Linked DNA regions of Homo sapiens: regions 1 and 2 are each linked to region 3. Evidence: read pairs that join two places in POLR2A ChIA-PET (ENCODE). Cell type or tissue: PC-9. All regions are shown on one strand.

Region 1 (4,000 bases), 460 kb before region 3:
ATTTGTCGCTCTGTGCTTTTAAGCCTCAGGATATATTTTTGTTGTCTAAATGTTTTTTTCTATACACCTTTTTGACATTTTTTTTTTTTTGAGACAGGGTCTTGCTCTGTCACCAGGCTGGAGTGCGGTGGTGAGATCACGTCTTACTGCAGCCTAGACCTCCTGGGCTCAGCTTATCCTGCCGCCTCAGTCTCCCAAGTAGCTGGGACCACAGGCACGCGCCACCGTGCCCAGCTAAAATTTCATTTTGACTCTCGAATAAATGCAGAAGCCTGAAAATATAGCCAACCTATTTAAGCAATGTTTGCAGCCACCTTGGGTCCTCAGAACAATCAAGAAAAATCCAAAACATGAATCAAATTCCATTTTTAGGCACAATCATCTCAAAAGGGAGCCCAAAAAATGTAATGGGCTTCAGCATTGTAATTTAATATTTTCTACCATAATTCATTTATGATGGGATTTGGTGGGGCGGGGGCGGGGGCGGGGGAGGCGGCAGGGAGTGGCAGTGGAATGTAATAGGGCAGTGAGAAAGGTGTACTTGATAAAAATTATTCTATATTGGTTGAAATATATGGCATAGCTTTGCACTGGGACTAGGAAAGCAAATGCCATCCATAATTTATTCATTAAAAGAATCTACCAGTTTATACACTAATTCAGGAGAGGCAAGACGTTACACCTGTGAAACGGTTAAAGGGAACATTGGAGCCACTGCACACTTGAGTATAAATGACGAGGGCACTAGGCTTGGAGTTAAGACAGGAGGTCCGGACCCTTGTGGCCCGAGACCAGTCAGCTTCTCCAGGCCCGAGTTTCTTCCTCTGTCCAAAGAGAGGTTTTAAAGAGAGAAATTCTGAGGATCCTTCCAATTCCAACATTGCTATAGTAGGAAAGAGCTTGGGGAGTCAGAGGGGAGAGACAATTTGGGGCTGAAAGAGCTTGGGGAGTCAGAGTGGAGAGATAATTTTGGGCTGGAGCCTAAGAAATGCCTTTCTAGGTGAGCCCCAGGTGCATTTGCCCTGCACTGGCCCCTGAGGTGGGGGAAGTAGTTCCCTCCATGCCTCTGAGCTCACAGGTGAAGGTTTGCCTCCAAACACCCTTGGCTCCCTTTTAGTAACTCCTTAAGAATCAAAGGAGTGCCACAGTTTTGGGGATCCCCCAAATGACCTTGTGGGACCAGCTGTCCATCACACTGCAGGGTCCCATATTCTAGAAAGGAAACAGATGATGTTGAAATCAACTATGTGCCAGGCACTGCATACAGGGAATCTTCCAAATTTTATCTCAGTTACTCCTCACAAGGCTCCAGGGAAGTTGATCAGATTATCCCAATTATACAGAGGCAGTGACAAAGGTTCCGAGAGGTTAGAACACCTGCCTGGTCACTCAGGGACAAAGTGCCAAGGCCAGGATTCAAGTACAGGCTTAGCTAACTCCATTCCAATTTCACCATTCCTGTTTGTATCCAGTCATCCCCTACACATGAACTGGCTATTGTCCACTAAACCAAACCTAATTCCCAGAAACAATTCACAGCCCTCCAGCAGCTGTCCGCTGTACACCTCCAGCTTCAGAGCCACTGTGTTTGGGCCCAGCCTGTCTGTTTGCTGCCAGCCTCCCACCATGAAAACTGTGCCTCTTCACTGCCAACCAGACTTGCCCTTCATTCAAGACCAAGCTAGAAATCCATCACTTTTAAAATACCTCTCTGAAATTTTATACACATACTCTCTCTCTCTCTCTTATTCCACCAAAGATTTTTAAAAGTTTTTATTTAGGCTGGGAGTGGTGGCTCACACCTGTAATCCCAGCACTTTGGGAGGCCGAGGCGGGTGGATCACGAGGTCAGGAGTTCGAGACCAGCCTGGCCAACATGGTGAAACCCCGTCTCTACTAAAAATACAAAAATTAGGCTGGGCGTGGTGGTGCACACCCATAATCCCAGCTACTTGGGAGGCTGAGGAAGGAGAATCGCTTGAACCTGGGAGGTGGAGGTTGCAGTGAGCTGATATCACACCAATGCACTCCAGCCTGCATGACAGGAGTGAGATTCCATCTCAAAAAAAAAAAAAAAATGGTTTTTTTTTTTTTTGTAGAGATGTAATGTCACTATGTTGCTCAGGCTGGTCTTGAACTCCTGGCCTCAAGTGATCCTCCCATTTCAGTCTCCCAAAGTGCTAGGATTACAGATGTGAGCCACCATGTCTGGCCTTCACAAAGGATTTGATATGGCTTATAAGGATAAATACAATAGTAAGACTTAAGATGTAAATGGTGCATTGCTACACGAGGGCTGCTTTTCCTACCTAACTTCATCTGTCTTAGAGCATTCTTTCCTCAGCCTAAGTACGTGTGTATTAATGTGCTCCAGAGGAGGCTGAGATGCAATTGCTAATTTCTTGAGAATCTTCTGCCTCTTTGTTTCCCTAAATAGCACCCAGCACTTGCCATTACATATTGAAGTGCTCAATAAGTGCTTGTTCTCACTGCAGAAAGCTCACCACTGACCCTTCTCTAGCCAGGAGTGTGATTTGGGTGTTCTTGTCCCCCTCACACTTGCCATATGAGGGAAGAGATGATCACGGGCCATTCAGTCTCCCCCCGGCCCACTGGAATGCACATTCCAGAGATTGACTAGATATGGTTTGCAGCCATGGGATCAAGACAAACAAAGAGATCCAGATGATGTCCTGGACCATGTGCACAAGTTGTTGCATAGCCAATCACAGACAGAATTTTGCCTTCCCCAGGCCATGCCCTGCCCAGAGTTGGGGTGACATCAGAGGCAGGGCCAAGGCACACAGTCCCCTTTGCAGTGCTCAGACTGAGACTGACCCTCTCCTCTTAACTTGTGACTTGCCACAGAGGGCCTTAATGTTACATGCAGACCTCAAGAGAAGCTCGGAAGTTAGACAGACACACATCTGCCTCCAAAATTGTCCATAACAAACTTACCTTACAGTAAGAATTACAGTCTGTCCATAAACAGATGTGCCAAATACATCTTTAAACTGTGGAGGAAAACAGATTTAATAACAAGTAAAAAAAATTTTTTTTTCACATTTTCTACAAATCAAATGAGGCAGAAAAAAATAATGCTCTATCTAGCTTTTAACAGGATCCAACTGGGTAGAAAATGGACCCTGGGAGACTTCTTAGGGTCTGAGCTGGGACTGCCCCCACAAAGGCTGCTAAGAGGACCTTGAAGAAAGTAAGTTGTCTCTATTTTCCTAACTCTACTCTAATGGTTGCAAGGGAGTTCTGGTGCATCCCTTCTGGATTACAAATCTCCCAGAAACTATAAGAATGCTTCATCCCCTCACTGGTTCCCCCAGGAACATCAAACCCTGACTGAGATCAAGTATCTAATCTGATCTCTGAAGACCGGGGCATAAGGCCTGTAACTGGAGGGGGCTTTTGTGACACTCACACTCAAAGTCAAGTTTGGGGAAAGTAGTGCTAAGTGACCATTGCTCAGTAAAGCCACATGAAGTTCTTCAGGGGTTCCCTGGAAGTAGGACCACATTGATGTTGCTGTCTTCAATGTACTGAAAACATCCGTGCTGGCACATTTGAAAGCAGATCCAAGATGAGAGGGCAAGTCACTGCCAGCTGGCCCACAGGGCAGAGGTGACATGGCAAAGGGACAGAGCAAACTCTGTGAGACAGCAGCCACAGATCCTATCCTAGCGTTGTCACGTACTGGCTGGCTGTGCAGTCGGAAGCACTAGCTCTCTTTGCACCATCTGTAAAATCATTTCCACGATACATTTTTTACATGTTACCAGTTCTAATAGTGATATAATTTCAAATTGAGAGACATTGTCATGGAATAAGACTTCAGCTTTAAAAAAATGTCTCTCCATCTCTACTTCCTTTTTTTTTTCTCCAGGCAGAGTCTCACTCTGTTGCCCAGGCTGGAGTGCAGTGGCATGATCTTGGGTCACTGCAACCTCCACCTCCTGGGTTCAAGAGATTCTCCTGCCTCAGCCTCCTG
Region 2 (4,000 bases), 510 kb before region 3:
AATTCAGAGATCTGTTACCTACCAAACATGAGGGATAAATATCCTTTTGCAGAGAAACAGGTACAGAGGAGCCTCAACCTATAGAAGAGGAGGGGAGACTTCATCTCAACAGGCAAAAATGGCAACCTTTTGTTCCTTGAACAAAAGGAACCCAAGCAAGAAGGATGGGCTTCTAATGGGCCACAACACAACTGCTTGCAGATGCTCCCCATGCTCTATGCTGGAAGAGGTTCCTGTACACAAACAAAGCATTGATCCCTGGTCTCCAGAAATGCCCTTATCAAACTCTCCAAAGGGGAAAAGCAGCAGAATGGCAATAGAAAGTTGAAGTGTCCTTTGCGGCTTTTTTCTTTTTTTTTTTTTTTTTTTTTGAGAGACTGGGTCTCGCTCTGTCGTCTAGGCTGGAGTGCAGTGACGTGATCACCACTCACTGCAGCTTCAACTTCCTAGGCTCAAGCTGTCTCCCCACCTCAGCCTCCCAAGTAGCTGGGACTACAGGCAGGTGCCACCACATCCCACTGATTTTTTACTTTTTTTGTAGAGACCAGGTCTCACTATGTTGCCCAGGCTGGTCTACAACTCCTGGGCTCAAGCAATCCTCTCGCCTCAGCCTCCCAAAGTGCTGGGATTATAGGCGTGAGCCACCATGCCTGGCCTTTTGCTGCTTTTAGTTACTAAGTGGTAATAATATAAAAGAGAAAAGAGAGGTGTTTAAAATTTAGATTGTTTTTAGTTTGTTACAACACTGGTGTTTGCAACTTATTGTAAGCCACCATGCTCACTCACCCCATCATCACTGTTACATGGAGGATAAGATGAGGTCTGCTACTTATTATAATATGTTAACACCTGACTCCATATATATTTTGTTTGTTTGTTTTTGAGATGGAATCTCGCTCTGTCACCTAGGCTGGAGTGCAGTGGTATGATCTCGGCTCACTGCAACTTCTGCCTCCTGGGGTCAAGTGATTCTCATGCCTCAGCCTCCCGAATAGCTGGGACTGCTATGCCTGGCTAATTTTTGTATTTTTAGTAGAGATGGGGTTTCACCATGTTGGCCAGGCTGGTCTTGAACTCCTGAGTTCAAGTGATCCACCCGCTTCAGCCTCCCAAAGTGCTGGGATTACAGGCATGAGCCACCATGCCCAGCTCCCTACATATTTTTTGCTAATCAAGGTCTCTTACCCTGCAGTCAAAGCTAGTGTTCAATGGGTGCTTGGCTGTCCAGCATCACAGCCAGTGCATTCAGGTTCCTCTATGCCAGACCAGACATTACATTATTTGAGTGCCATCCTGCCTACCATTGCTGAAGGCTAAAACTCTAAAAAGGTGAGGGTGATTGTTTTGGGGGAAAAGACAAATTCTTGTTTGTTTCTGAAACAGAGTAGAAGAGTTGAGAAACTGTAGGCCCTTGAACAAAAGGAACCCAAGCAAGAAAGGAGGCCAGCATGCCCAATCCCTGGGATGAAGAGGGAAGAAAACAAACTGGGAAAAAGGCAGAGAGCCCAGGGGAGAAGTGGACACAGGCGGGGAGCTGGCTTCTTGCTAAGGCCGACCTTTCTGGCTGGGATATGGCAGGGCCTGGCCCCCTGACCAGCCACACCTGCAGCTCCAACTTGGCAGAACCCTCAGGGATTTGAGGGGAAGGTAGCTGATGACAACCAAGATGTGTGTTGTGTGCCAGCAACACACTGCCACGTATACTCCCTGCCTGGGGGATGGAGAAATCCCTCTGCCAGCTTTCAATGGACTTATTAATTCACTGAACAAATATTTATGAAGTGTCTACAACAGGCCAATATTATTTCTTTCATTGAATCTGACCACAAGGAGATGTTCTTTAAAGAATCTATAGTTTATGTGAGCTGGATTGAATATTGATTCTTTTCATTTCAGTTGGCCCATCTTGCTTCCCAGCCTCTCACCTGTCTCCCTCCTCATGCTCCTACCTCCAATCCTACTGATGCTTCATTGCTTCTTCTCCACATCCACTTCCCCAGGCAAAGACCGCTCACCCCAGCCCAGACTTCACTAGTCTTCTCCCATGCCCGACCCCATTTCCATGCATCCATGGCCTCACTGTTCTTTTCACTAGTCTTCTCCCATGCCCGACCCCATTTCCATGCATCCATGGCCTCACTGTTCTTCTCCCTGTGGGAATTCAGCTCCACAGTGGTGGCCTTGCCTAACCTGGTCCTTCTCCCGGATTTCACAGCAGCCTGGTACTGCCCACAGCCACACCATTTCACGGAGCCTCGTATTCACACCCTGACAACCTCCCAACTTCTGCAAACCCTAAGTGCAATCTCTCTGTCTGCCTTTGCCTCCTTTCTTGCTTTCCCCAACCCTGCTTTCTGTTCTCACAGGGAGCACTGATCCCTCAGCCTTGCCCACTTCTCCCAAACCACTGTCCTCTTGCGAGTGACACGAGCATAAGCTGCCAGTACACCAAGCCCATTCTCCCTTTCTTCTGGGGCACAAAGCTAGAGCAAGTCTCCCAGTTCTCATTGCAGTTAGGCATTGCCATGTGGCTGGGTTTTAGGCAACAGTGCTAGTAGGAAGAATGTGGGCTACCCCTAGGCCCTGCTTGAAAGCATCCGCACACTCTCCTCCAGGCACATTCCTCATGACAACTGGCTAGGTTGTAAAATTTACAATGTTAGAGGGGAAACAAAATGTCCATTTTAAAAAATGATGGACAAAATAGATCATAAACTGCTGGGATTTGTTGTGTGTTGATATGGTTAGGCTTTGTGTTCCCACCCAAATCTCATGTTGAATTGTAATCCCTATAATTCCCATAATCCTCACATATCAAGGGAGAAACCAAGTGGAGGTAACTGAATCATGGGGGCGGTTTCCCCTATGCTGTTCTCTTGATGGTGAGTGAGTTCTCCTGAGATCTGATAGTTTCATAAGGGGCTCTTCCCCCTTTGCTCAGCACTTCTCCTTCCTGACACCTTGTGAAGAAGGTGCATTGCTTCCCCTTCACCTTCCACCACGGTTGTAAGTTTCCTGAGGCCTCCCCAGCCATGGCGAACTGTGAGTCAATTCAACCCCTTTCCTTTATAAATTACCCAGTCTTGGGTATTTCCTTATAGCAATGTGAGAACAGACTAATACATGTGTCTTAAGCTGTGCTGTACAAACAGCACCATAAGGGCTGAGAAGCAGGCGGCCAAGGCTGTCTAGAACAAGGTAGAGAGTGTGCTGCAGAGAGGCAGGGGCAGCATGGACAGGCCAAGACAGGCAGTGACCCATACATCCTGGTCTCAGAGTAGGGGAGAGTCTGGCGACTCTGGATATGAGGGCAGAAAGTAAGTCTGAAACCCTCAGGTAAAGCATGGTGAGAAAATGAAGGCAAGAGGCCAGGCACAGTGGCTCACTGTCTGTAATCCCAGCACACTGGGAAGCCAAGGTGAGAGGATCACTTGAGCCCAGGAGTTGGAGACCAGCCTGGGCAACATAGTGAGACCTGTTCTCTACCAAAAAAAAAAAAAAAAAAAAAAAAATCAAAAACTTGCCTGGATGTTGTGGAATAGGTCTATAGTCCCAGCTACTCGGGAGGCTAAGGTGGGAGGATCACTTGAGTCTGAGAGATTGAGGCTGCAGTGAGCTATGATCACACCACTGCACTGCAGCCTGGGCAACAGAGTAAGACCCTGTCTCCGAAAATAAATTAACTAAATGATTAAAAATGAAAAAAAAAGTAAACAAAAGCAAGAGAGCCAGGGCTGATGTGACACAGAGCCAACTAAGAGAGAACCAGCAAGAGCACCGTGCAGGGAGTGGTGGGAAAGGACACTGATGGACTCATACATGATACCTGTGGGAGGAGACGTGGCCAGCAGGCATGGAATTAGGTTACAAGGAATGTGAACTGCAGGGATAAGGAATCCTCATGCCCACTTCAAGTACAATAAGGGTAAGTCTTCATGGGATCTGGAGCAGGAGAATCCCCATGGAATGTACCATGGGATTCATCCTCATAGGTTGGGAA
Region 3 (4,000 bases):
TTTCCATGGGGAATAAAAAGGGTATGCAATAGGTAGATGGCACTAGGAAAAAAAATTAACCTGCAAAAAAAAACTGCCATTTTTCAGATATTTTATTTCTGAGCATAATCTTTGCCTCAACAATTTTATAAGGCTGATGACATTGGTCTATTTTAAGGATGCTTGCTACTTTCTATCCGGCCAACACCAGTGAATCAAGTGCCTATCTCTTCTTTCCCAAAGTTTAACCAGAATGAAGACAAGTTAACTATTCATGTATTAAAGTTGTGGGTTTTCATAAGAGAGAAATAATAACAATTTTTACCATCCCAGAGTGTTCAGAGATCTCACAATTTGCTTATTGCCAAGATGGTGCAATATAATGCAGAAATGATTTTTTTATTTCTTGTTTTTACTCTCAATATGATTTGAATTAAAAAGCATGTGAGAATTCTGGGCTCATCAAAGTATATCAAAACTACCCTGTTATATGTAGTAATTCAACACAGAGAAAAAGCGTCCATTTTCCCTCCATTACTATCTTTCTAACTTGCCAATATTCGGCTTAAATATTTATTTAAAACCCACATGCCAAGAGCTACAAATGGCACCACAAAAGGGATAAAACAGATACAGGATTGCACTAAAGCCTATCAGCTGTGCAGTAACTGTGGTTTGGAGGGACACAGGGGAAGATATGGGGAAAAGGTCAAAACAGGCAAAGACACAAGAATTAAGCATTGGGGTTAACTCTGTTTTACCTTTTCTTTCCTACTTGATTTTTCACGAAGGCAACCATTTTACACTTCCTGAAGAAAAGTATGTAGCTGTGTAAGAACACAGTGTTAAGGTTCAAAGAAGACTAAGACACGTTCTAAGTTCATGAGAAGCTGTAAACTAATGGAGGAGGCCGGGCGCAGTGGCTCATGCCTGTGATCACAGCACCTTGGGAGGTGGGAGGATCGCTTGAGCCCAAGAGTTTGAGGCCAGCCTGAGCAACATAGTGAGACGCCATCTCTACAAAAAATCAAAAAATTAGCTGGGCATGGTGGCACATGGCTGTAGTCCCAGCTATTTGGGAGGCTGAGGTGGGAGGATCACTTGGGCCTGGGAAGTCAAGGCTGCAATGAGCTATGATCACACCATTGCACTCCAGCCTGGGCATACAGAGTAAGACCCTGTGTCAAGAAAAATTTTAAAAATGAAATTAGCCGGGTGTGGTGATGCATGCCTGTGGTCCCAGCTACTTGGTGGGCTGAGGTAGGAGGGTTGCTTGAGTCTGGGCAGTTGAGGCTGCAGTGAGCTATGATCACCATTGCACTCCAGCCTAGGTGACAGAGCAAGACTCTATCTCAAAAAATAAATAAATAAGTAAATAGATAATGTAGCTAGGGTGAGAATGAGCCCTCACTTCTTTCAATTGCTCAATCGTGGTTTTTGAATACCTAGTATGTGTCAGGCAATGAGCTGAGTGTCAGGGATATTCAGTCCATTGAGAAATCCGTACATCTGTTCTTTTATTCATCAAACAAATTGTTATTGAATGTCTGGGACTATACTAAATACCAGAAATACTGTGGTAAATAAAATACTCTTCTAGGCCAGAAGCTTACAACCATCAGTTGGTGGAGTAAAACAGGTGAATAAACTGCTTCACTGCAGGGTGATACATTCTAATATAGAGATGAGCACCGGACGCTGGAGGAGGACACTGGAAGAGGACCTGTGCAGCCCCGGGCCAGGACAGCTTCCCCAACATGACATTTTAGCTGAGACATGAAAGGGGGTGGTACTGGTGGAGTCCTGAGCAGAGGAAGGAGATGGCATATGCAGAGTCCTAGTGCCAAAAGGAGCTCAGTGTGTTCAGGCACCTGCGAGTCATTCCGAATGAATGCATGCAGGAAGTGGTAAAAAAGAAAAAAAAAATGATACTGCAGTGGAAAGCACCAGCAAGCTCCAGAGTGCCTTGTGGACTTAGTTGAGGTATCTGACCTTCCTTTATCCCAAGAACAGTCTTTCCCAAAGTGTGGCTGGATGATAAGAAGATCTTAGATGGTACACAGAATACTATTTTTTTTAATTTTTGTAGTTAATGGGGTGAACACGCATAGAAAATATATAGATAGATAGATATAGATCTATTTCATACATGCAACACATTGCTTATCTTATATTTTTGCTTAGGATGAGGTTGACTGACAAAAGTAATTCAACTGACAGAATACTACCTAGATTATAGTTGGTACATGAACAACCATGAATGACTGACGTTTGGGCAAAAATGCCTGAGGCTGACAGATTGCCATGGAAAGCTTTTATGTAGGGAAGTCACATAAGAATACTTCTAGGTTAGAAAGAGCACTCTGGTTGTGGAGAATAGATAAGGACAGTATTTGCCAAACTTCTGGTTAAGTCACATGAGTGGATTCTGAAATCAAATTTAAAGTTGTGCTGGGTGCAGTTGTGCAACCTGCAATCCCAGCTACTGGGAAAGCTGAGGTGGGAAGATTACTTGAGCCCAGGAGTTCAAGAGCAGCCTGGGCAACACAGTGAGACCCCATCTCAAAAAAAATTTTTTTTTTAATTTTCTTTAAGTTGTAACTGGCAGAGTTTTTTTTCAGTAAAACATAATAGGATACAATAAATATTATCAGACGGCTTCACATACAATCAGATGGCATCACATGTAACAATACTTTTAATTTTACATATGCATCTATAAGCATGTATGCATGTGTGTAAGTGTTACTAGGTTACAGCACAAAATATTTTTCTTACTGTGGGTCAAAGTCAAAGAAAGTTTAAAAGTCACTGGAAACAGACCAATTAGGAGTCTGTTGCAGTATTTTGTTCATTCAATTAGTGTTTATTGAGTACATATTATGTAACAGGTGCTATTCTACGCACTGAGAATATGGCTGGTGAACAAAATTGATAATGTGCCTGATCTCACAACATTTACACTCTGGTGAGGAGAGGATACAATGAGCAAGTAACCAAATAAGTTCCTAAGACAACTTAAGTGAAGTTCTTTAAAAAGCAATAAATCTGAGGGAGAAATGTAGGCTCCACATAGGCTGGTCTCTTCTTTTTTCTTTTCTTTTTTATTTTTGTTCATTGCTGTGTTCCAAGCATAGAGAATAGGAATAGTGCTTAGAACATAATAGCTGCTCAGTAAGTATTCGTTGAATGACTGACTGAATGAATCATTCAATGAAGGCTGCTGTTGGCTTGACTTAGGTAGTTAAAATAGAAATTAAGAGAACTAGATGGATTCAAGATATATTTAAGAGGTAAAATAAATGGGGTTTAGTGAGAAAAGTAGGATTTGGGGGCTAAGAGATAAAAATAAGAGGAATAGTTTCTCTACAACCTACTCTAAAGATAGTAACCAGAGTGATCATGTGATTTCTCCATTGCAAACCCTCCACAGCTTCCTATTGTACTCGGAGTAAAGCCCAGGCTTCTTACAATGGCCAGGAATGCTGTCCATGACCTGGGCTTGGGTGCCTCACTAACCTCATCACTAAAAATCTCCCTCTGTCTCGCTCTGTTCCAGCCACACTGGCCACCTTGCTGTTCCCCAAACCCCCAGTTAAGGCACTGGTCAAGGCATTTGCACTCACTGTCCCCTCTTGAAATGCTCTTCTCCCAAATATTCACATAGCATAGACCTCTCTTTCTTCAAGTGTCTCCTTCTTGGAGAGGTCTATTCTCACCACCTAATGTTACAACTCATGTACTGTGACATACATTCTTCTGCCTGCTCAGTTTTTCCCCACAGCACTTACTGTGAGACGTGTGTATGGGTGTGTGTGTGTGTGTGTGTGTGCAGCACTCTAACATACTATTATAGTCGATTATCCTCATTGTCTGTCTCCCACAGGAATGTCACTATCCATGAGCCTAAAGCAGTTTGGCACATTGTAGGTGCTCCATCAATATTTGTTGAAAAAACAAAGACAACTCTCAGGTTTCTGGTTTGAGCAACCGGGTGATTGTGGCTTACTGAGGCAAGAAA

What was found. Peaks named below come from ENCODE experiments on the same cell type or tissue, not always from the same donor. Only the 100,000 strongest peaks of a DNase experiment are listed, where the experiment ranks them.
Region 1: POLR2A ChIA-PET joins it to region 3 with 6 read pairs; 3 of 35 experiments call an interaction of 5 or more read pairs at or near these places.
Region 2: POLR2A ChIA-PET joins it to region 3 with 8 read pairs; 2 of 35 experiments call an interaction of 5 or more read pairs at or near these places.

Annotation. Positions count from the first base shown.
Region 1 is chr3:124,917,276-124,921,275 of GRCh38, forward strand. It overlaps MUC13 (mucin 13, cell surface associated), which reads right to left. Exons shown (of 12, transcript NM_033049.4): 5 at 2,959-3,014. Among named protein-coding and RNA genes, the nearest start is that of MUC13, 15 kb to the right of the region's middle. In PC-9, no CTCF peak of the experiment used is centred here; no DNase peak of the experiment used is centred here.
Region 2 is chr3:124,865,132-124,869,131 of GRCh38, forward strand. All of the region lies in intron 2 of ITGB5 (integrin subunit beta 5), which reads right to left. Among named protein-coding and RNA genes, the nearest start is that of ITGB5, 20 kb to the right of the region's middle. RefSeq lists an enhancer at 3,572-4,000. In PC-9, no CTCF peak of the experiment used is centred here; no DNase peak of the experiment used is centred here.
Region 3 is chr3:125,380,078-125,384,077 of GRCh38, forward strand. It overlaps LOC105374080 (a long non-coding RNA gene), which reads left to right. Exons shown (of 3, transcript XR_924427.3): 2 at 3,866-4,000. Among named protein-coding and RNA genes, the nearest start is that of ZNF148, 6.8 kb to the left of the region's middle. In PC-9, no CTCF peak of the experiment used is centred here; a DNase peak (open chromatin) is centred at 1,864.